Regions from separate parts of the Homo sapiens genome. Here all the other regions are linked to region 1. A link is an interaction called in ENCODE POLR2A ChIA-PET data of the cell type or tissue named here. Cell type or tissue: HCT116. All regions are shown on one strand.

What was found. ChIA-PET counts read pairs that join two places held together with the same protein. Peaks named below come from ENCODE experiments on the same cell type or tissue, not always from the same donor. Only the 100,000 strongest peaks of a DNase experiment are listed, where the experiment ranks them.
Region 2: POLR2A ChIA-PET joins it to region 1 with 22 read pairs; 6 of 35 experiments call an interaction of 5 or more read pairs at or near these places.
Region 3: POLR2A ChIA-PET joins it to region 1 with 10 read pairs; 11 of 35 experiments call an interaction of 5 or more read pairs at or near these places.

The regions. Positions count from the first base shown.
Region 1 is chr9:21,673,180-21,681,179 of GRCh38, reverse strand. No RefSeq gene overlaps it. Among named protein-coding and RNA genes, the nearest start is that of MIR31HG, 120 kb to the right of the region's middle. In HCT116, no CTCF peak of the experiment used is centred here; DNase peaks (open chromatin) are centred at 3,109 and 6,139; H3K27ac peaks cover 8,000 bases.
Region 2 is chr9:21,588,693-21,596,692 of GRCh38, reverse strand. No RefSeq gene overlaps it. Among named protein-coding and RNA genes, the nearest start is that of MIR31HG, 33 kb to the right of the region's middle. In HCT116, no CTCF peak of the experiment used is centred here; DNase peaks (open chromatin) are centred at 4,882 and 7,122; H3K4me3 peaks cover 3,977 bases; H3K27ac peaks cover 6,747 bases.
Region 3 is chr9:21,571,825-21,579,824 of GRCh38, reverse strand. No RefSeq gene overlaps it. Among named protein-coding and RNA genes, the nearest start is that of MIR31HG, 16 kb to the right of the region's middle. RefSeq lists a silencer at 2,796-2,845. In HCT116, no CTCF peak of the experiment used is centred here; a DNase peak (open chromatin) is centred at 3,104; H3K4me3 peaks cover 1,475 bases; H3K27ac peaks cover 8,000 bases.

The DNA of each region.
Region 1 (8,000 bases):
ATGTAGTGAAGTTTTCCAGAGGCCAATTAGGAATATAGCTAATAGTTGAAACCATGCTTTCGGATTCTTAAATCCAGGCCTTTCTTGGTGTAGCACACTGACTTGTGTTTCTTATCTATTTGTCAGGTTTTAAGAAATAATCACAAACTGTTACAGAAAAACCATCAGTAGGCATGCAGTGAAAACAGCCCATCTTCCTATTTATTTTTTCTTTAATACTTCTTAGGTCACCAAGTGCCACAGATGCAAGACAGTGGTCCTCAACAAAAGTACTTATATGGAGGTTCACAAAGACTTTCTAAGGGCATGGATAATGTTAAGGATGTTTTCACAGCCACACGTATCCTGTGAATTCTTTCCTAAAAAACGGTCTGTAGTTACAAAGAAGCCATGCTTTTCCTCCACCTGGAATCTTAATATGAAGCATTGTCTTGGAGGGAAAAACACTTCAGCTGGTGTAGGCGTGGAAGAGGGAGAGTTTCATGTCTGGGTAACAAATCACAGGGGGGCTCTAATTCTTTGCCTTCTGCTAAAATGAAGAAGGGCTAAACAAATTTTTCGCTGATAGATCTTTAAAAATACTTTTGCATTGACAGTAATTTTTGGCACAAAAGTTGTATAAAGGTCCAAGAATTAAACGTCATAACTGTAATTAAAAAGTGTTTTCATTCTCATTCATAAATAAAGGTTTTGTTTGTTTGTTTTAGCGTTTACCTCAGTTAAAATGACAAGAATAGAAGTAATATCAAACTCTAACTTATTCTAGCAATAAGTAGCATTCAGATACAGATCTATGAGGGAAAAACCAAAACCCGTTAAGAGATAATTTTGTTCTTTTAGATTTAATGTATACTTATCAATATTTTAATATTTTAATTAGTTATATTAAATGATTCAATAATAGAATGTATTTTGATACATTATTAATACATGCTTACTACTAATACTTGTAATATTACAGAAGAAATATTTTTTAACATTTACAACCTGTTAGGAAATTAAAAAATTATATTTCTTTTATATTTTTGCTGCAAAGAAGTATAACAGGGTCATTAGTAGAAGATTTAAGAATAAAATAAAATTATATTTTGTGAATTAAATTATATGAAATTTGGATAAAACTTGATGCGAAAGGGAACTTTTAAAATAGGCTTAAAAAATAGAGAGAAGATGTAAAATTTCCAGATGTTAATGAAGAGTTCATTTATGGATTGCTATTTTCTTAGATTTCTGATGACAGGAAATTAAATCACTTTCTTATCTAAATTTCATAAGATGCATTTTAAAATTATATAACAATTTTAAAACAATATAAAACGATCAATATTTAAGAAAAGTTGGAAGTTACACAATTTGTAATATTTACATTTTGGACAAATTTTAGATATCACTTTAAACTTTTGCAAGAGGTTATGGAGATTTTCATGTTCTTTTAAGGGGTAAATGAAGTTTGGAGAACATTGCTTTCAGGGCTGGAATCAGTTTCCTGGCTGCCAAATGCTCCTTAGGGAATTCTTAGCCTGATACTGGTTTCCAAGGAATGAATACAGTGACTGTCGAAAGGAGCACACTATCATCTGGGTGCTGCCAGGATTCTTGGGACAGTCTTTCAAATGTTCTGGACCCAGCTGAGCCTGGCTGCTCTGTGGTTTTTCTACCTGTCAGACTCATATCTGCAGAAAGTTCAAATTCTGTTAGGAAACTGCTCTAGTTATAAAGAAATCTTCTTCAGCTCCCCATACCACTGTAGATTGTAATGTCTATTTACCAGGTAAAATAAAATGGTTCTTTTCCACATTCTTATAAAAGTTAGAAAAATCCAAGGCAGATAAGAAAAACAGCAGCATGTATTTAAAATAGTTGCATATACAAATGTGTACTTTTAAAAATATGTGTAACCGTGACATTGTTGTTATTCAACTTTTGAAGTGTAATTTGGTATTAAAGTTCATGCTAAAGTTGTCTTTAAAATTCAGAACATAATACTTCACTCTAGTAAATTACTTATCTAATTCTGCTATCCCAGTGAAATACAAATTATTTATGACCTATTTCAGTAACATTATGTTTTGTATCACCAAAAGTTTATAATAGAAGATATACATGAAGTTTCCTTTAACTCTCTTTTCTAATTTTTGAATTTTTTTTTGCAAAAAATAAAAAAGAAGGAAAGCAAATTTTCCCATACATTTAAAATAACTGGACTTTTAAATAATTACAAAAGTATAAAAATTGCAAAAAAGGATCTTGCTGAAATTAATAGTCTCAATCAAGACTTAATAACACATTTCAACCTGATTCTAGGTTAGAAGCAGTTTTTGGCTTCAACTTCAGAGCATTATAAAATATAAATTATAATCTATTCTATTAAATCTTGATTATATTCAAAAGCGTTGACCTCTCTTTCCCAATAGCATTTATGCTCATTTTGGGAGAAATAAAACAAAAGATAACAAATTTAACACTGCATGTGGACAAATTTAACACTACATTGAATTCTTCTACAGAGCTGAGAATCTGGAAATAAACACATTTCTTTGTAATATCATATCATCCTCAACAATTATAATTTTGCCTTATGTCACTCATATTTTACTTCCAGAATGTTTCAAAGAAGCCGTGGAAACTATTATCTTTAGAAGAAAAGTAATAGAAAAACACATTTTCATTTAAAAAATTTGTTTCTGTTCTAGACTGGTAAGAGATATATGATAAATACCATATTGCCTGAAAAGTCAGAAACTTGAGAAATTATTTGGAGCAATTAGGAAAAGCAATTATATGTATGTATAGATTGCTTTGGCAAACTGAAACAGGTCTTCAAATACTGTAAATTAAAAAAAAATTCCCGAAGTCCCCAGTTGTTTTACTTATATTACCTCTTAGATGAATTAATAATTTTTAAAAAAACTGAATCCAACATTTTTACTGGTGTCACAGAGATGAAATAACCCGTGATTGGCTCTGACCCATTGAAAAAAAATCACAGGACTCATCCAAAGAATAGAATAGGATGACTTGATAGAAAAGATGGACAAGTGGGAGGACGTATTTGGATTTAATCTTAGTGTGGGTGCAGCATGGTGTTTAGGTCATTTACTTAAGAGAAAGGAACTGATGAGTCATACCTTGCCTTTTTGATAAAAATCACGCAGCAATTCATGCTTTATTCAGTGTTTAAATTAGTATATCTATTTATGATATTTACAATAACCATGTTCCAAGCTGATTAAGCTTTAATCACACCTGACTAAGCAAGTAGGCATGAAAGACAGAGAATAAGTCATAATTATTACTTGCTTACACATATCCTTATAACATTCAGGGATTTAGAGTCACTTTCAGTCTCTGTGGCTAATTTTACCCTACCTTCTCTACGGAAGATAAATTAACTTGTGGCATAATAAAGAAATCGAAAGTGCAGAAAATATTTATTTGATAGCCTCTCAGGTGTTACTCAGTAATCTGCTGTTTTCACACAGGTTAAGAAAGCTGTATTTCCCCAAAATGTCAGGGAAAATTGAAAGTCAAAAAAGCTGTGCATTTAACTATCCCTTTCTTTACACATTCAATCAGAACAGAAGCACTTAGCTCCCATACACAGCCATATGAAATCTTCTCACTTTCTATGGGTTTGGGCAAGTCTGGTCTTCAACCTTTGGCTTGGCAGGCTGTGGGATAGGAGAATTTAACAAATTAAGCTCTTATACTTTGCTCTGAAATACTTTCTTTAAATATGAATAAGAATTAGCTGAATCATTTGGATTTTTTAAATTTTTATTTAGTTTTCAATTTTTATTTTTTAAGAAGGAGTCTGCTGTATCACCCAGGCTGGAGTGTAGTGGTGCGATCTTGGCTCACTGCAATTTCCGCCTCCTGGGTTCAAGCGATTCTCCTGCCTCAGCCTCCGAAGTAGCTGAGATTACAGGCACACCCCACCACGCCTGGCTAATTTTTGTGTTTTTAGTAGAGTTGGGGTTTCACCGTTTTGGCCAGGCTGGTCTTGAACTCCTGGCCTCAAGTGATCTGCCCACCACGGCCTCCCAAAGTGCTGGGTTTACAGGGGTGAGCCGCCGCACCTTGCCCATTTGGATGTTTTCAAGGTGTAAACAAAATATCTGCTGAAATATCTTTTTAAATATCATTAATGACAACTTATAATCTTTAGCTTACTTATAGCAAGGAAAATAAAAAAACAATATATCCTCTTTACATGTTTTATGTTTGATGTTAGATTTCAAACATTTTTAAAGTAAAATACCAAAATGTGTGGTGGTATTTTGTTTTGTTCTGTTACAAATATAATAAAAATAATGCTCGTAAATGTCACTTAGCTCCAAAATGTAATTGAAGAGTAACCCTGCAGATGTACTCTAGGAACATTACAAATGTATAAGAACACTTATATAAAGTTCATATAAAGTTGAGAGCATAGTGCTATGGAAGTTTTCTGTGAGTTCTCTTAATGTGTCTAAACTGCTAATAAATATGGATTCAAAATAATGGAAAAAAGGGAAAAGAAAAATGCCCCCTTTTGCAAAACAACAATAACAGCAACAACTTATTATAAGACCTTTATTGGTTTAAGCATATGCAATTTAACTTTTACAAAGCAAAGGTTCAACTAGGAATAAAGGAGAAAACCCCAAATCTTTGAAAAGTGAACTCAGAAGTTGGCAAAAAATTTCATTTTTTTCATTTCCTCCTTCTCTCCCTCCCTCTTTCTTTCCTTCTTTTTTCCTTCCTTTCAGTATAAAGCCTGTATTCTCCTTTCCTTTTATCACACTTGTGGAGAGTATTATAATTGTCATATTAGTTTCTCATATATTACAAATGTAAATGAAAGTAAGTATCATTATGATATTTAGTAAATGTCTACACAGTGATTTTCCAAAATGATGGTTGCTGCCATGTCCATTTATGTTTAACATTCTGCTTAGAAACACTTTTCAGTGTAGAAACTTTCCTGGAACGTTGTTGCTCATGGTTCCCCCTCATTGGAGGGTTCTACCTGGTTCATTCTCTCTGTCTTTCATTCCACCTCCTACCCAGTGATCGTGTGGGAAATATTTTGACAAGTCTAATGCTTTCCATCAAAGTACAAAGCACTTAACTAACAGCAGCACACTAAGAGAAAAAAATCACTTCTAAAGGCTTCACTATTTGTCAGTTAAAAAAGTGTCAGATCAAAAACCTGATTAGTAAGTTTTTTACCTAATAATTTCAATAACTGACATGCTTGTTGGTGGCACATTGTATAATTTTTGTCTTATTTTTAAAAATTTTTTGGAAAAGTTTGAAAGGAATGAATACCCAGGGCTCATATTGCCTATCTGGATAATTCATACACTTTTTGATTTTAAATCTGAAGTAGTATCATCCTGTAACTTTGAATTTAGACATGCATTCATCTCATAATTTCAGACGATGGCATTAAATTGGAAGGAAAATTATGTCACAAGTTGAGGCACATTATGTATTTCCATGTCTCCTGCTCCTTATGGCCATCATGCCTCTATGAAACTAAACTTACAGAGTGCTGGAGACCAAAGAGACATGATAAATCATTTAATGGCATTTCTTCTCTTTACAGATGAGCAAACTGAAGTTCAAGGAGCCAGTATGGTTTTGTATAAGGGCTTGAGTTTTGGAGTCAAACAGAACCAGGCTTGAATTCTGTCTTAGTAACTATATAAACTTAGACAAGTTACTTGAGTTTGCTGATTCTTGGAATTTTCTTTCATGGAATGGAGATAATAATAATTACTTGCTAGGAATGCCATGGAGGTTTTAATTAAAATTGTATATTTTTAATGCCCGGTAAGCGGTAGACAGTTGGTGCTTCTTAGTTCTCTTGACTTCTCAAGGTAACAAAGTAAATTAGTGACAAAAACTTGCTTTAGAAGATTTTGAGCAAAACAGACTTCTATTTTATGCTACTTCTATCATAATTTGCTGTGGAGTCCCTAAGGAAGCCTCTGCTTCTGGAATCGAAATCCCTCACCCTGCCTAATTCACCACTTTTGTCAACAAATGAGGCATCTTTATCCAAGTCTGGAGCCTCTATGGTTTGTCCAAGTGGAGATGAGAGGTGCAGAAATCACTTCCTAATTATGGAAGACCAGTGACTCAAGCTGAGGTAATAGTCCTAAACTGAGGGTGTGCCTGTTTGGATTATCAATGACAGTTTATTACTCACTAAGTAATATGTTATGGAATTAATATCCAAGCCTTTATCATAGACCTTATTATGCCAGAAGTTATTTACTCATAGACCCTTAATGGCATAGTTGCAGAAGATTCCCAAAACCCCACTTTTCTAATTCCAGTAAATTTCCATTCCCCCTTTCCACCAAGTAATCTGAAAGCTACATTTTCTTTTTTTCCCCATCATAATTCATTAATACCCACTGTTCTAACAGTTCTTTTTGTAGGCTTTTTAGAACTTAGTTTTCCTACAATAAACATCTCTCAATCCTTGAACGTTTTCTTCGTTCCCTTCCAGTGTTTCGGTATGTAGCAACAACTTCTAGTTTGTTGCCCCAGCTGAGAGGTTGAAAAGCTATAGCCCTGTAGGCCAAATCCAACCCTCTGCCTGATTGTATATGACTAGTAAGCTAAGAATGGTTTTAATATTCTTAAATGGTTAAAAAAACTTTAAAAGAAAAATATTTCATGGCATAAAAATTATGTGAAATTCAAATTCCGACGTCTACAAGTAAAGAGCAATTGTAACATAGTTGTACGTATTACGTATTGGCTATGGCTGCTTTGCACTACAATAGCAGAGTTGAACAGCTGTAACAGAGACGATAGAGCCTGAAACACTTAAAATCCTTATTATCTGACCCTTCATATAAATTTGCAGACCGCTGCCAGACTCTCAGAAGTCAGCTCTCCCCCTGACCTTTAAAACCAAGTTTGTCAGTTGTACTTGGATATATTTCTCTAATCTGCCTGTCTCCATCCTAGACAAGCTGCCATCACAGTTCACATACACTACTATAATTGTCTCCTAAATGGACTCCTAAAATATATTTTCACCCCTCCAATCTATTTACCATGCATAAAGAAAATTGTAAAATTTGATCATACCAGTTAATCATACTGCCTAATATCATTCAATTCCTTCCCATTGCTCTTAGAATAAAAACCAAATTCTTTTTTTTTTTTTTGAGACAGAGTCTCATTCTGTTGCCCAGGCTGGAGTGCAGTGGCATGATCTCGGCTCAGTGCAACCTCTGCCTCCTGAGTTCACGCCATTTTCCTGCCTCAGCCTCCTAAGTAGCTGGGACTACAGGTGCCCGCCACCACGCCTGGCTAATTTTTTGTATTTTTTAGTAGAGATGGAGTTTCACCATTTTAACCAGGTTGGTCTCGATCTCCTGATCTCATGATCCGCCCGCCTTGGCCCCCCAAAGTGCTGAGATTACAGGTGTGAGCCACTGCACCCGGCCAAAATCCCAAATTCTTAATATGGTTTTGATGGCAAACTTTAATGGCAAAAACTGCAATTACTTTTGCACCATCCAACCTAGTACTTAGCTCAACCCTCTCATATCAAGAACAACGTGACTTTGATGCTATTGCTTATGCTATTTTCTACCTATTCTTATCAGCCATCTTTTTGTCCCTATGTTCTCCCACTTTTCTCATTTATAGTGCGCATGTTCAGGAGTAGACTGTTGAGTTACTTATATTCCTCTGTTTGGGGCAGCTTTCCATTATTTTTCCATGCCAAGTGTCTCCCTTTTTTCTTTTCTATTTTACCTTCAATTATTTTAGTACATAGCTCACAATCCTTTTCTCCTTTACATATCATCATCAGTGTCAATGATTTGATCATCCATGGTGCTGACTGCAGTGATTGGTCTCACTGTACTTTATCCTTCCCAATAGAAGTGACACAGCTCCACCTCAAAGTTCTTGGGCTCCTAAATTCATTCCCCTATATTGGGCTTTTTCATTCCTTCACTCCAGTCAGCTCTCTATCCTCATTA
Region 2 (8,000 bases), 84 kb after region 1:
TCTCATGCCAGCCAAATGCCCATTTCTACTTTACAGATGAGCAAATTGAGGCTGAGAGTCATTAAATCATTTGCACCAAAAACACGTATTTAGCAGTGGGCTAGCTGGAGCTTAAGCCTAAGTCTGTGTGGTTCAAAAGCTCAGACACTTCATTTTACAGGGATGACCCTCCAATTTAAGAATTTTAGGTTCTTAAGTAATCTGTGATTTTATTTTTAACCTAAACATTAAACAGAAGACAGAGGCTATTCTTGAGAATCTTAGAATCTCTTTAGGCTACGTGGCAAGGGACTACATGTTTCAGCCTCCCTTTTATCTAAATAGACCCATGTAACTACTCACTTCTATTAGTAGACCAAGGTCACTAAGAATTAGGTGTGCTTTCTTTACTGGTCCTCTTTCTTTTTCTTCGAACTAGATATTTGCATCCAGGATAACCCTGGAAGACACTTGTTGAAAACGCTGGAGTATGAGCTGATCAAACAGCAGCCCAGCTAAAGTCAATACTCTCAGCCTCACTTGAGATGGCGTGACCATACAGCTAACTTCTGGCCAGGGGTTGTTTTAACAAAAGATTAGAATAGTGTCACACTTCCTCAAGCCCTCCCATAAAGATATCTTGGCTAGATGGTGGAGCCCACTCACTGGCAAAAACCAGGTCTTCATATCCTAGCCCATTGTTTCAATGATCATAACATATTAAGTTGAGAAAAAGAGGGAGAATAAGAGAGGCCAGTGATTGCCAGAAATTTTGAAGCACAAAATTTGTGCTTCAGCTGCAACTAGGCCATATGCTCTTGACACAGCAGTGCCTCTTTTTTGTCTGTATGCTCTTGATCTCCCCTCAACACAGTGCTCTGCAGACTTCTCTCATGAATGAGATCACCCTTTAAAAAAACACATAGCCAGGTTCCACTGAGGCTTCCTTCCCCAGGCTTAGTGTTACAAATTAATATCTCCAATGTTGAAAGATTAGAGTTCCCACTCCCCCCAAAATCCTCTCATAAATAATCTCTTGTTCTCTATTCTATAGCCTTTTCAGCTCTTTTGTAGCCTCATGTGAGTAACGGAGTTTAAAAGCTGTGTCAATCGTTTACAGGCATAACAGGTCTATCTCTTAACTGCTAAAAATGAAATATAGCATCTATTATCTTGCTTTAACTGAAAGGGAACCAGGACAGATTCCATTTTAATACCTGTGCCCACAAATAACAGAAAGCCACAAGCTAGGGAAAGCAAACAAAGAAATAGGGAGTATTTCTTAAAAGGATATATGAATAAAAAGGAAGTGTCCTACTCCATATAGCAAAAATGATTTTGAAAAAGAACAAAGCTGGTGAACTCACATTTCCTAATTTTGAAACTTACTACAAAGCTATAGTAATCAAAACAATGTGATACTGGTGTAAAGATGGACACACATACCAATGAAATAGAACAGAGAACCCAGAAATAAACACTTGTGTATATGGCCAAATGATTTTTGACGAAGATGTCACAAGCCATTCAATGGGAAAGGTGAGTCCTTTCAACAAATAGTACTGTGCAAACAGGATGTCCACATAAAACAGATGAAGTTAGAAACTTAACAAACAGCATATGCAAAAATTAACTCAAAATGAACCAAAGACTTAAAACTATAAAACTCTTAAAAGAAAAAACATAAGGCAAAATCTTTGCAACACTGGATTTGGCAATGCTTGTTTGGGTAAGACACCAAAGGTACAGGCAACAAAATAAAGAAAAGAAATTGTACTGCATAAAAATTAAAAATTTTGACCATCAAAAGACAATGCCAACAGGATAAAAAAGCAACCCATGAAATGAGAGAAAATGTTTGCAAATCATATATCTGATAAGGGATAAGGGACTAATATCCATAATATTTAAAGAACTCCTAAAACTCAACAACTAAAAACAAAGAATGCAATTCAAAAATGGGCAAAGGACTTATATAGACATTTCTTCAAAGAAGATATAAAATGGCCAATAAGTACATGAAAAGATGCTCAATATCACTGATCATTAGGAAATGTAAATTAAAACTATAATGAGATACTTCACAATCATTAGGATGGCTACTATTTTTTAGAAAGAGAGAGAAAATAACCAGTGTCGGTGAGATGTGAAGAAATTAGAACCCTTGCACACTTCTTATGGGAACGTGAAATGGTCCAGCCACTGTGGAAAACAGTATGGTGGTTCCTCACAAAATTAAAAATATTAGCAATTCCACTTCTGGGTCAACCTAAAAGAATTGAAAACAAGGTCTCAAAAAGATATTTGCACATTTATGTTAATAATAGCATTATTCACAAAAGGTAAAATGTGGAAGCAATTCAAGTGATGAACAGATAAACAAAGTGTGATGTATGTATGTATGTATGCAACAATAGAATATTATTCAGCTTTAAAAAGGAAGGAAATTCTAATAAATAAACTGGAGCATATTATGCTAAGTGAAATAAGCCAATCACAAAAAGACAAACACTCTATGATTCCACCTATATGAAGTACTTAGCGTAGTCAGATTTATAGAGACAGAAAGTAGAATGGTGGTTGCTGGGGGCTGGGGGTAGGGAAAATGGGGAGCTATTGCTTAATGGGTATAGAGTTTCAGTTATATGAGACGACAACAATATAAAAATGGATGGTGGTGATGGATACACCACATTATGAATGTATTTTAATCCACTGAACTATGTACTTAAAAATGGGTAAGATGGTAAATTTTATGTGTATTTTACCACATACAAAACAAAATGGGGAGAAAAAGGGGCATCCTATAGCTTCCAAGGGCAGGAATACAGCCAGACTTTAGGAATAGAAAGGAACCTGGTGCTGAGAAGTCAGGAACCTGGAATACTTCTCTGGATTCTCAGTTGCTGGCTCCTGCTTTTCTCTGAATAACTGTTTTATTCTTTTCTATCGGCATATTTGCTTTTTCTATTATTAATTCCACATGGTTACAGGTGGATGTCTCAGGGCTCTACAGTTTTTTTATATTCCATATTAAAGGAATTATCTAGAGTAAATTAGAATTTTTAATCTCAATATCAAATTTCTAACCAATAGAATGTGATTGGCTTAGCTTAGATCAGGTGTCCAGTGAACTATAGATATGGGGCGAGGGATAAGACCTGACTCCCTGAAAACTATCCTGTGAGTGAAGGCTTGAAGGTAATGTGCCATTTTTAGCTGGCTAGACACCTCAAAGTACCACCTTCATATATGGCAACAGACTGTGAAAAATTGAGAGAGATAATCAGCATGCCTTGAAAGCCAATAGAATTTAAAGGACTTAGAGAAGAGCAGGAGGCAAAAATGCTGACGGTAAAGTCAGAATAACTTAACTCTGAGGAAAGCAAAGGCCACTGATGGAAAAGGGAACAAAAAGATAATACTTTTAGTGTGGATGTATTGAGTTTAAGATTCTGATGTCACATCTGAATAGCAGTTGGTAAAATGGGCTAGAATTCAGGACAGTATGAGAGTTGGAGATATTAATTGTTTTATTTATTTAAATAAATAATTAATTCTGAATACCTGCTTTTTGGCCGATGCCCTTTTAGGCTCTGGGAAAATAGCAATGAACAATGTGGACAGGTGGTCTTCACCCAGGTAGTTATGTCCCCCTTGGTTTTATTAATAGGCTTAAGAAACTCCATGAACCCCTTCGAATAATGAAAACTATATGTATATGCTTAAGTGTCTTTTTGAAGGAAGAAAGTCCCTGGATTTCCACAGAATCTCAAAAGGGTACATGACCTCAAAAAAGTGAAGAATTACAGATATAAAACTATATTTAGACACTAAAAATAAAATAGGAAGAATAGAAGCTGTTCATTGACAATGTCTTGATTAACACCAACATTGACAGTGTGGGAGAATGAAAATAAATTAGAAAAAAGGAGTCCACAACCAATCTAGAAAAATAATATTTTGAAACATTATCCAATGTGTTGTATTTCTCCTTCTTGCCAATTCCTTTTATATGTAGTTAACTGTAAACCCTGATGTGAAGACTTAATGTGTTCAGGAAACAAAGAATAAAAGGGAAGAAATCCACCATGAAAACAGTCAGATTATTCTGTTCAAGTTTCAAAGGAAGCTCTCAAAAGCTAGTGATAGAGACAACTTTGAATGAGAAAGCTTTTTCTTTTTCTTTCTTTTTTTTTTTTTAAGGCCTCCTTCCACCTCCTACCAAGGCTAAGGGTCTGGTAAACTCAGCATTTTCTTCTTTAAACTATGGAATTTGTGACGATTCATGATCATTCAAGAGAAGATTTGCACCATAGATAGAAGTATTTGCGGGGGGCTGAGGGAGAAATCTGGAGAGGAATAGAGAATAGCAATATGATTAGATGCTGATGTGAGTGCTGATCTCAAAGTAAAAACCTGGTTGGGAGACGGAGATAGCCAGATGGGTTTGGAGACTGAAAACCAAGGAGTTGTATGTTCTTTTTTCAAACTATGGAAAGAGATAGCATTCCCAAGGGTCTCCTGCCAACATGGAGTAGCCAGAGGAAAGAAGACATATTTTGCGGGCAGATATAGGCGGAGAGTGGGTTGAGATAGCCTCTTCACACTTTCTCCACCTACCTCCCAGCCCTCTTGAATTTTTTCCTTGAGATGTATGAGATCCAAAAATGTTTTGTGTGTCTAATAAAACATTAGAAATAGCTGAGAGTTGAGAGGTAGTCTTCCTGCAAGGGGTTACCACAAAAGATGATTGGTCAAAATGACCAGTTACTGAAGAATAAAATGAGGCCAGGAGAGCCTTTTGCAGAAACTACAGGGTGGCCAGCAAAAGCCGTGAATGCAAGGAGGATGTGACTAAGCCTGAAAGGATCACAGTGCCAGCCACCCTGAGGTAGGAGTGAGTCAGCAGAAGCAGGCCGCTGAGTTTCCAACAGCAATCATCTTGCACTTGCACAACAGGGAAACAGGAGTGTCATCAAAAGTAAATTCCAGCCGAGACATTCTCTCCTATATGAGAAGCAAAAGTAAGTCCCTCTGAGCTTTTGATCAGTCTGGGGAGAAGGAAATGAGAATGCATAAGGCAAAAATCAGATAAATGTGTTTTAATCTAGAATAGCCTCGGTGATCCTGATTTGATAAATTTAAGTATTTTACCAGTAGTGAGCATGGAAGTCACTAGGTTCATTTGGAATGAAATAATATTTCATCTTTGTTTAAGCTACATGGTGTGCAAAGATTACAGCTGCTACAATAGAAGTTAAATCAGGAAAGTCAGGTGTCAGAAACAGAAGAGGGGGTTTCAAGAAAGAGCACAGGTTAAACTCTAAAAAATCCTGAAAAGGTTAAACAAGAAGTTTTGCATCTTGGTGAGCGTTGAAGCCAGACTGCAAGTAAGAACTAAGTGAGTAGTGAACAGAGAAAGTGAATGTAGACTACTCTTTCAAAAAAGATTAACAATGAAAGAAAGGTGAACAATAGCAAAATTTCCTTAGTCTTAGTTTTCTTATCCATGAAGTAAAGGAAAATAATAATTATTAATGTAAAGTTGATATTAGAACTAATGTATACAGCGGGAATAGCAGAGTGTCTTACACATATCAGATGTCTTATAAATATTTGGTTCCGCCCTTTATTTCATCCTCTTTTCTTTTTCTTCTTCTGGGAATGGAACAAGTCAGCAACCTTCTTACAATACTTTCTCATGTGTTTGAGCATTGTTATTGTAAACTCTCAGCCTTATTTATTTGAATAAATAACATGTACTCAGAGAGACATGATATGATAGGGCTAATAGGAGTCTCAGGTCATATCATTATAACTTAAGAAAGTAGCGATTCAGGTGAGTGAAGTAAGGTCTCCACAATGACATGAATAGGTAGGAGAGCCAGAACTAGAGCAAAGATTATTGTTTTCAACTATACTGTTCTTCCATTTAGAGTTTGATCATTTTCTGAGTAGTCGTACTTACTTTATTAGTCCAGTCTTTAATTTGTTCTCACATTAGCATGATCTAGATCCCATGTATCTTATACATAATTTAAAGTATTAGATTTAATCAGAACTCAAGAGATACCAAACTATATCCCTGTCTTAAGTCATCCTTATATGCATGATATAGCAGTCTGTGACTTGGCATGATTAGATCTTAATTAAACATTGGTAACTACCTTACAAGTCAGTTCAATCTGGCATCAGTAAATTCCCTCAGGTGTGAAAGAAGAAATATCAAAGATGATTTTTAGTGCACACAGGGTATTTGGCACCACTAAAAATCAAGGCAAACTGGGAAATATGAAAAATATGTCTTTGCCTTATAGCTGCCCTGTGGGACTCCCCTACATTTTTCAAAATAAGATATTTGTAAATAGAGCAACTGGTGGAGCTAGAAATGATCAGCCTCCAGCTTCCAGTGAGATGTCAAATAACCTACTTCAGTCTATGCTTCAAGCTAAATACTACTCATCATTATCTCTAGGCACTGGGCCATTGAAGAGACCAATGCCTCATCTCTTATGAAAGAGGAAAATAGAGAGATTAGGCATGAGCATATCTAAAAATGAAGATAGGAGAAACCATGAAAGATCACACTCTACTTCTTTTTTCATTCTAACAAATATTCATAATTCTTATGACTTAAGATTGCTCTGTCTTCTTAGAAATTTGGAATTTCCCCTCCATTAACTATGGTCACCTCCTATATTGACCTGTAGCTAGCAGCAATAAATATTTGTAGGAAGCATGAGTTTTCTGTTTTCTATTCTGCTGGTTATTCTCTTTCAGCTTTTTCTCCTGTCTGTTCGCTACCTGTCTCTGCTCTACTCTTTGTCTCTGAAAATTGATTCTTGCAAGCTGCACCCCACAGGCTCCCTTCTAGGCTGTTTTATAGTTGTAATTAGGCTGGTTTATAGTTGGGTTTAGCCAGTGGGAGGTACCGGCAATATATTGGAGGGAAAGGAGAGAGATAAGGGTATTTCTTCCCTACTGGCTGTCTGCTTTGGTGCTGTGATGTCGGTGCTCCTGCCACAGGAGTGCTGTGATGGACATTCGTCACTTAACTCTCTTCCCTTAGAACTATTTTCCACTTTTCTTGGCCCTGCATGGGGCCCAGAAGACTGACCTCTGTGGATTGTATCACTCTCATGCCCTTTGGCTTCCACTCGGGTTCAGCCAATGGGAGATACCAGGAGGAGACCAAGGAGAGGGTGTTTTCTGTTGTCTCACCTTGACGCTGTGTTTCCAGTTCCTTTCCTCCGTTGATTACAGATTCAGTCAAACAGCCCCTCCTCCATGGCTTCCGTTCTCATTAAGTTCCAGTGTTACCATAGGCCTAGTGATGGAATGGTTTCCCAGTGTTGCTTGTTGGATTCCTTAACTATGTCTATTTCTGTATAAACGATCCTTTCTTTAAAATCACTTCGCTTGAAACATCTGAGAGGAATTCTATTTTCTCCTGGGATCCTGATTGACACATCTGAAAATGGAAAGCATGACCAAAGTCCAAATTCTATACCCCGTTTCCCAAAATATTTGAAAGAAGAGACCCTCAAATGGAAGAATGAAGGGCAGCATCTGGAAAAATTGGGATGGTAATTCCTGGAACAGGGAGATGAGCTTGAAATAAGAACGTGATGAGCTTGAGCCAATAAACTGACTAGGACCAACAATTGTCTCTCAGGATATTACACTGCAGTTCTGGCCATACTTGTCAGCTTCTTTTGGTTCCTGGAATCCAAAGACTTACTGGGTTCTTGGACCATGTCATTTCTGCATCCTGTAACAAAACTCACTCTCTTCCATCCTCCCTGTGGCTATCTCATTCTCAACCTCAGGCCTGGGCTTTGATATTACCATCTCAGTGAGGATCTTCTGACCATGCTCTCTCAGGTTAATATCCTTTCATTATCCTATATATCAGTTCACTGTTTGAGTCCTTTATAAGATTTTTAATAGTGTTTAATTATTTTATGCATTTTTCTTTTCTGTCAATTGTCCCCACTAGACAATTGTATGTATGTCCC
Region 3 (8,000 bases), 100 kb after region 1:
TTATTTTCTCTGAATCTACTGGATCATTACATAGCACATTTGTAGAGTTTATTTCACCCATACCTCAGTGCTAAATGTGATTATTCCTTGTTTCCAGGGAAATTTAGTATTGGAGAAGCACAGCAGGCGAAGCTAAACCTAGTGGTAAAATTAGATGGACACATAATTCTGAGTGTTTACTCAAAGGGTTCCAGTACTGCTTTATCAATGCAGGAAGAAAGATTTAATCTTCTCTGTATGATCAGCGTCTTTCACAATACCAGCCATACGTTTGATTCTTGAGAATGTTTGTTGGATAAACGAATAATATAAAAATTCAGTCATTATATGTTTTTTTCCATTCAGATATCAGTCTGGCATGCTACTGAGGTTAACACCAGTGTAGGGTGCTTGCATTCTGGTGAACACATGTTATTTCTCAGGAACCACAGAGTCTTTCGTGGCCTGACACAGGAGGTTGAGGTGGAGTAGAGTCTGGCATTAGGTGTCTTCTGTGTGCCAGTACCAGCTCAGTACTTTACCTTTGCTTTGTGATTAGCTGGACAAAAGCACTTCAAGGAGAGCATGATTATTCCCACTTTACAGATGGTTCAGGACTGTTTGGTCCCAAAGTCCTTGCTAAGGAGAATTTGTTTAAGAATAGAATTTAAACAAACGTTATAACAAGTTAACATTATTTGGCAGTGGCTGAGAAGTTATCAAGCACCAGAGAAGAAAGAATTATGTGAATCTTATTAATTTCCTCTCCAGACTCCATTTAACAAAATGCACACACACACACACACACACACACACACACACACATACACACATGCACAATATTAAAACAAGTCTTGGAATTCAGCCTTTGCAGGCCCCAACTCATACCTCCAATTACATTTATAAGCCCTTTTTATTACAGAAAATGCATTTAAGAGGAATTATGTAAGATTTATTTAAGGCGAAACCCATGAAAACTTTTTTTCTTTTCTACTTTTGTTTTCAAGCTCAGGTCAAACTGAAAGAGAAAGTAAATCAGGCAAAGAAACCTCTTTATTTTTCATTACAGTAGCACTCAAATGGTATATGTAAAATAAGCTAAATTTTTAAGGCTTCTTTGTAATTTTTAAAAATCACAAACAATATTAAAATTCCAAGTAGATTGGGATGCATACTCACTTATAAGAGTTATGACAAAATGAGGATTAAAATATTTATATACAAAAGGATTACACAAATTTAGAAGAAAATCAGTAAGACCATCCTGCATAAGAAAGATGAGAACTGACAGTTAACAATAAAGAAAGATAAATGGCTTAATAAACATTGTAAAATCTTTAACATCACTAACAATTAAAAACAAAAGTGAAGACAATAATGCAGTTATATTTTCTCCAATTAAGCAGCAAGGTTAATTTTTTATTTTTATTTTTTTAATGCACAATACAGGTAGAAGTGTAAATTAGCCAACAAGTTTTGTAAAGCAGTGTATAAATATGTATCAAAGAAGCTTTAAATATGTTTCTAGAGTGCTAATCTAAGGAAATACTCTGAAATGCAAGTAAATATTTAAATATAAAGGTATTCTTTGAAAATATTCTTTTATAAAGTAAAAAACCAGGAAATTCAATGTCCTCAAATAAGAAGCACATATGAAAACCATTTAATATGCTGGAAAATAAATTCTTGTGACCTAATAATAATAGTTATAAAACAGGCTATATAAAACTACATGACAGTATGATTTCAACCATGGAAAATGATACTTAGTGAAAGATGTCAATAGCAGTGATAACAATGGTTATCTATGCTTATTTCAATTATTTTTACTTGCTTCACTTTGTTTTTCTGTATTTTCCAAGTTTGCTGTCATCATTAGAAAAAAATTATAGAAGAAAAGAGAAAAACCAGAACAAAAGCAAAACTCTCATCATATAGGCTCAATTAGATGCAGAAAGAGAAGAGAAACTTAATGCTGGGCATCTCAAGTTGACGTGAGTTTCCTTTGTGGTCCAGCTTCTGTATAGCATATCTAGCATCAAAAATCCAACCCAAACCAGGTATTGATTTTAGTCGACCACCAGATCTATCTGATACAAAACAGAATGACAAAGTGACCATCCAAGTAAATACATCATTAGGATGCATCAATCTAATGTCCAGAACAAAGGAGGTGATGGCTCAGCCTACTGTGGACTCACCAGCCCCTGTCTGGATGGTATGGTTAGCGCTGTGCACCTGAAACAGAATGGTGAATAACTACAGTCTGTCCAGAAGAGGGTAGCCATAATGGCAAAATGTCTTGAAACCCTATGACATTGCTGCTTAAAACTCCTCCCTGTTTTTTTATTATTTTTGGAAAAATGTCCCTAAGTCTACAAAACCCAGCTTCATCTGGGAAGACCCTCCCTGACTCAAAAGTCTATTCATGCAGTTTTTGTTTCAATTCCTTCTATAGATCAAGTTACTCCTCACTTCAAAACTTAGAATCCCCTGGCTCGTACTTTGAATTATTTTTTGAATGAAGGAATGAATTCTGTAAAGCCTGTCTGTATATTTTTATGATCACCCTCCCCTTCTACATCTTAATTTCTACATAATGTTTAGAAAATGAGATTCTAAATCTGAAAAAGAGAAAACAGGTGGGAGAGGAGGGGATATGATTCCTTCTGTTTAACTCCATTAACTAGAATTAAGATTAATTACAGTTCTAAAACCATAAGGAAGAACGTTCTAAAAACTACATTTAAAAACTAGTATTGGTGCAAGGAACTCCCCTGTATGAAGTGTGTGCAAGTCATATTTGAGCATAAGCATGGGTTGGAGTTATCATAAAGGGGATTTTTCTGTCAGGTAGCTGAGTTTCATTACTCTCAAGAAATTACTTCAAAGTACGTGATTCTGTGACTTAGCAATCTCTTTGGCTATAGAGGCACTACATAAGGAAGAGAAGATTTAAGATGACAGGAGGCATAGAGCTAAACAAAGAAAAGCTTGGGGAAAAAAAGGAAATGTAACACTGTCTCAAAACATTTGATCTCATCATTTCGAGCCTTCTCTGAGGCTAGGGTTGGCAGGCCTCCCAGAGAAACCAAAACAAAGCAACGTAACAGGGCACCACAAAACAAAAGGGGACCTAAGCTGGGCAATGAGAAGATGAAAGCACTGTGTCCAGATTCACTGAAGAGAGAGACGAGATATGAAAGGCAGCCTTTCTCTTTAGGGTCCTTTTCAATTCACTTAAAAGCACACCTTTGAAATGAATGTCCTCAGCAGAGAGAGGGCCGTTCCCTGAATCCAGAAGTTGAGGCGTTAATTACCATGGCTAAAGGAATGTGTTGAAATGTCAGTGCAACTGCTTTCTCTATCTTCACTATCCTTAACCAAAAGTTGTGTCATCAGTCTGGAATGAGCAATGCCTGCTCAACAAACCCAGCTTTTTTCCTTCTCTTTGTATTTGCTTATTCACAGTTCAGAAATTGTCCAGTGACCTTCTTACTGTCTAACCAAGGGAATTCATATTGTTGTGGAAAGGAAAACAACTTCCATTTGGTTTGAGTGAAAGATCCACATGATGTTTCTGTTTGAGACGTGAAAGATGAAAACTGAGCTATACTGTATAGCTTAACCTTATTAAGGGGTGATTTGTTTCCCAGCTACAGTGTGGAAACTCCTTGTGAGGTAGAACACAAATGTTTTACCTTTTTTGACTGCTGCTAAAAGGTATTTATGTTTTTTGGGTGCTATGATGTTTATTGGGTTCTCACTATGTTTCAGGCAATGAGCCGAGTGATTTGTATGCATTATGTCCTAAATCCTAACAATAGCCTGGAAGTAGATCCAATTATAGCCCTTTTCACAGAAAAAGCCTAGAGCGGGTAGGTTGCTTACTTCAAGTCTACAAGCTTCTAAGAAGCAGAGCCAGTTATATATTTGAGAGTTTCATATATTTGCACATCACCTGTCCGCTGTAGTTCAGCATAAAACATTGTCATCTGCTGCTATGGACAGATAAATATCCTTCACACTTCTTGTTCATTATGACAGAAGCAGGTACAGTAAAAACAAATGATGTTCAGAGAATGGTTCATATCAACTGTATACTCTTTTTTGCTGTAAGAATTGGGAAAGGCCAAGGTGGGCGGATCGCTTGGGCCCAGGAGTTTGGGACCAGCCTAGGCAACATAGGGAGACCACAAATCTACAAAAAATTACAAAAATTAGCCTGATATTGTGCCATGTGCCTGTAGTCCCAGCTACTTGGAAGGCTGAATTAGGAGGACTGCTGGAGCCTGGGAGGTCAAGGCTTCAGTGAGCAGTAATCATACCACTGTACTCCAGCCTGGGCAACAAAGCAAGACCCTGTCTTACACACACACACACACACACACACACACACACACACACACACAAAATTGGGCAAGTATGATAGTATCAGAATTAGGAAACACATAATATTACATTTATTTTAACTTTGTTATTAAAAATTTCAAGTACATTTCAAAGTAGAGAGAATATTATAATAAAGCCCCACATATTGATCACCTAGCCTTAATAATGATAATTTTACTGTATTTCCTTTGGCTACTATCTCTTTGCTCAGTTGTTTTAAAGTAAGGTCCAGATACCATTACCTCAGCCTTTAAATTCTTTAGTATGGATCTCTAAAATTTGAAGACATTTTCTTACATACGATTCACTCCTAAGAAAATTAACAAGTTCCTTATCATGTCATACCCAGTTGGTATTTAGATTTCCCATATGTCCCCAATTTTCCACCAGTTTTTTTTTGTTTGTTTGTTGTTTTTTACAATTGTTGAAATAAGTTCTGCATGATAGTGATGAAAGGGATTTCAGAAAACTTACTTCTACAGACAAAGCAAATGTGGGATGGATTTGGAAGCAGAGAAAAATGGGATGGGTACCTGTCCAGGACTTACCACATGCAGTCTGGGAACTCAACTTAAGTCACCAACACTACTCTTAAACCCCACCTGGGTCTGAGCTTAAATGAAAAATCATAGCATGAGGATTAAAATCATAGGCTCTTTAATCAGAATGCCCAAAATTCTCCACTTACTAGCTGTGCAACCCTGGGCAAGTTAATCTCTTTGTGCCGTAGTGTTCTTCTATGTAAAATAGAAATATTAGTATTTATCTCACAGAGTTTTTGAAAAAATTAAATGAAATAATATGAAAATTAAATGACATTGAACAGTGTCTGGCATACTATATGTGCTCAATAAGTGTTAGCTGTTGTCAGCATTATCATTGTCATCATCATTGTCATCAACATCACCATGATAGTTATCATGATGGGGACTGGCTCCAGGCTAAAGACTGATCCTGCAGCTGATCAGTATACAGGAGTAATGAGAATGGAGAATGGGATCAGTGACTTCATACATTCTTTTTCCAAATTCTTTTTTATGTTGTCATATGATCCTTTTCATGAAGTTATTTTAAATCCACCTGCCTAGGGCTGGTGAAAACAAACATCCCAACAAACAACTTACTGTCTTAAGCTAGTGTCCAGCCCCTTTGCGTGGGTCTTCTCCAACCCAGCAGCCACTATCCAGGCTCTGCAGAGGAGGAATCTTTTTGTCCCATCTAAGCAAAGGTTTTCATGCACTCCATAAATGCCACCTTGGCTTACTTAGCTCTCCTAACCTCTTTAGCCTATGAACCTCAAGTATCATTTTCTACCACTTTCTAGCCTTGCCTTTTCACCCATTCATCAACTCAGTTTCTTTGAACTTGGACCATCCTCCCCTTACTCTCTTATTTCCTTACTGTATCTCAGCAGAAGCAAGTAATTCAACAAGCTGTATTGAACAATCTACTATGTGATAGGCACCATGATCATCACTGAGAATACAAAAATGGATAACACAACATTTGTACCCCTAAGGAACTCAGAGCCTGTATGCTATCACGTGGATAGCCACTTGCCTGGTCTGTTTTTGCTTCACGGGTGTGTCACAGACAACAAGATGTGAGAGTCTATATTATTGATCATCATTAGAAGAGGTAGAGTGTATTAAATTACACATTTGGTCATCAATTTAAAAAATTTTCCATTTATTGCATTCATATTTATGACTGCCATAAAATAATTTTGACAGTTTATTTTATGAGGAAAACCAAACTCAGTGTTATAGACTATTAGATTTACTGGAAGAGTAATGAAGAATTCTAAATTTGAACTGTCTAGCCATCACAAAGTAAAGGGGAGCTTTCCAATTATACATATGGCCACCAATTCTGCAGAATTCCTATAAAAATCAATTATTTCTCTTTCTTCCCAGCACTCATTTCTGAGCCTTTGTTGGTCATGCTGTTGCACAATTACTTCACCAAAGTGTACTACTGTCCATATTTTCAGCAAATGAAAAATTAAACGCAATTTAAGATGAAGTGACATCAAGAGGGAAGCAGAAAGACTAAAATTGTGCAAGCCTCAAATATTTTCTGGAAATAAATGACCCAACTCTGGATTTAGCTGGTCCCTTCCATCCCCAGATGCCTTCATTAGAGGTTTAGGACTGTCACGTGCCATCTTCCTTTCCTTCCATCTTAGGAAATTGGTTCCTTTTACCTACACTATTCACTTCTTTTATACATATTGACTGATAGTACATAAGAAGCTTCATCCAATTCCTGATTTAAGCACTAACTTCAAGAGTAGAAAAAATGATTTCAGTACTAGCCTCACAGGTAGAAAGGATGATTCATTCATTAAGCAGGGGTCCAGCAGAGGTACCAAAAAATGAAGAGAGAAAGCAAATGCAGAGACTGAAGAGTTCTAGAGTGGGCAAAATAGGATGTACAGAGAACATGAGACAGGTCAAGTAGAACCCACAGGGTGTCAATCAAAGGTTTTAGTTCCCAAGAATGGGCTGGCTGGAGCTGGTGGTATAAATTCTGTCTCTAGAACATCCAAACTGTGTTTTTGGCCCTTAATTTAATTTAGTTCATTTAATTTTAAAACTCAGACCAAGCAGAATATGTTGACTTATGGGTACTATCCCTGGAACAGACTGCCTACATTTGTGACCCTTTCTAGTTGGTGGCTTTAGATAAACTATTTACATGTCTGTGCCTCAATTTCCTCATCTGAAAATGGACATGACAGATGTACCAACTGCATGGAGTTGTTGTGAGCATTACTTTTGAGAATGAGTACAGGTACTCAGGGTAAAGCTCTTAACTACAGTGAGGGCTCGTTAATTAGCTGTTAAAATCTGAAAGAATATAAACTTGCAGTCTGCAACCATACTTTCCATCACAAGGAGAAAGTCATTCTGTAGTAGGAAAGAATAAAGTCAACACACAGAGATGAAGAGAGAGAGAGGAAGTCTACATTTGAGGAGTCCTTGGCCTTAGTTACTTCTGATGTTCACTCTACTCCTGCCCATGCAATTTGCCTACATGAAACAATACATTTTTAAAAATTTTTATTAGGATATCTTCAGTTGGGTTTCTGTAAATTGCAGCCAAAGAATTCTGACTTATAAAACCTAGTTTGTGACAGATGCAGAGCTATGTTTTAAATGTATATTTCATCTTACAATTCTCAAATGAGCCTGTTATGGGCAGGGAAACTGCAACTCAGAGAACCCTCTGCTCCACTGCTGCCCATTTTAAGTAGAAAAGCAGCATCAAATAGTGCTTAGAGGACACTCTGGAGCCAGAGCTACTGGCTCTATTGCTTACTAGCTGGATAATCTTGGGTAAGTTACTTAACCCCTAAGGGCATTCATTTTCTCATCTGTTAAAGGGGAGATATTAATAGGACCTACTTCATAGCATAATGTGAGGATTTAAAGGCAATTATATGTAAAGCACTTAGGATATACTGAGAACTCTAAAAATATTAGCTATTATTATCATGGAGACTTTTCATAATACCTTTTATAAAACTTTGTCATTCTCTGACTGCTCATCCAGCTTTTTCTTCCCAGATGTATTACACTTGACACAGTAAATATTTATGTACATGTATGTCATTGTCCCTTTAC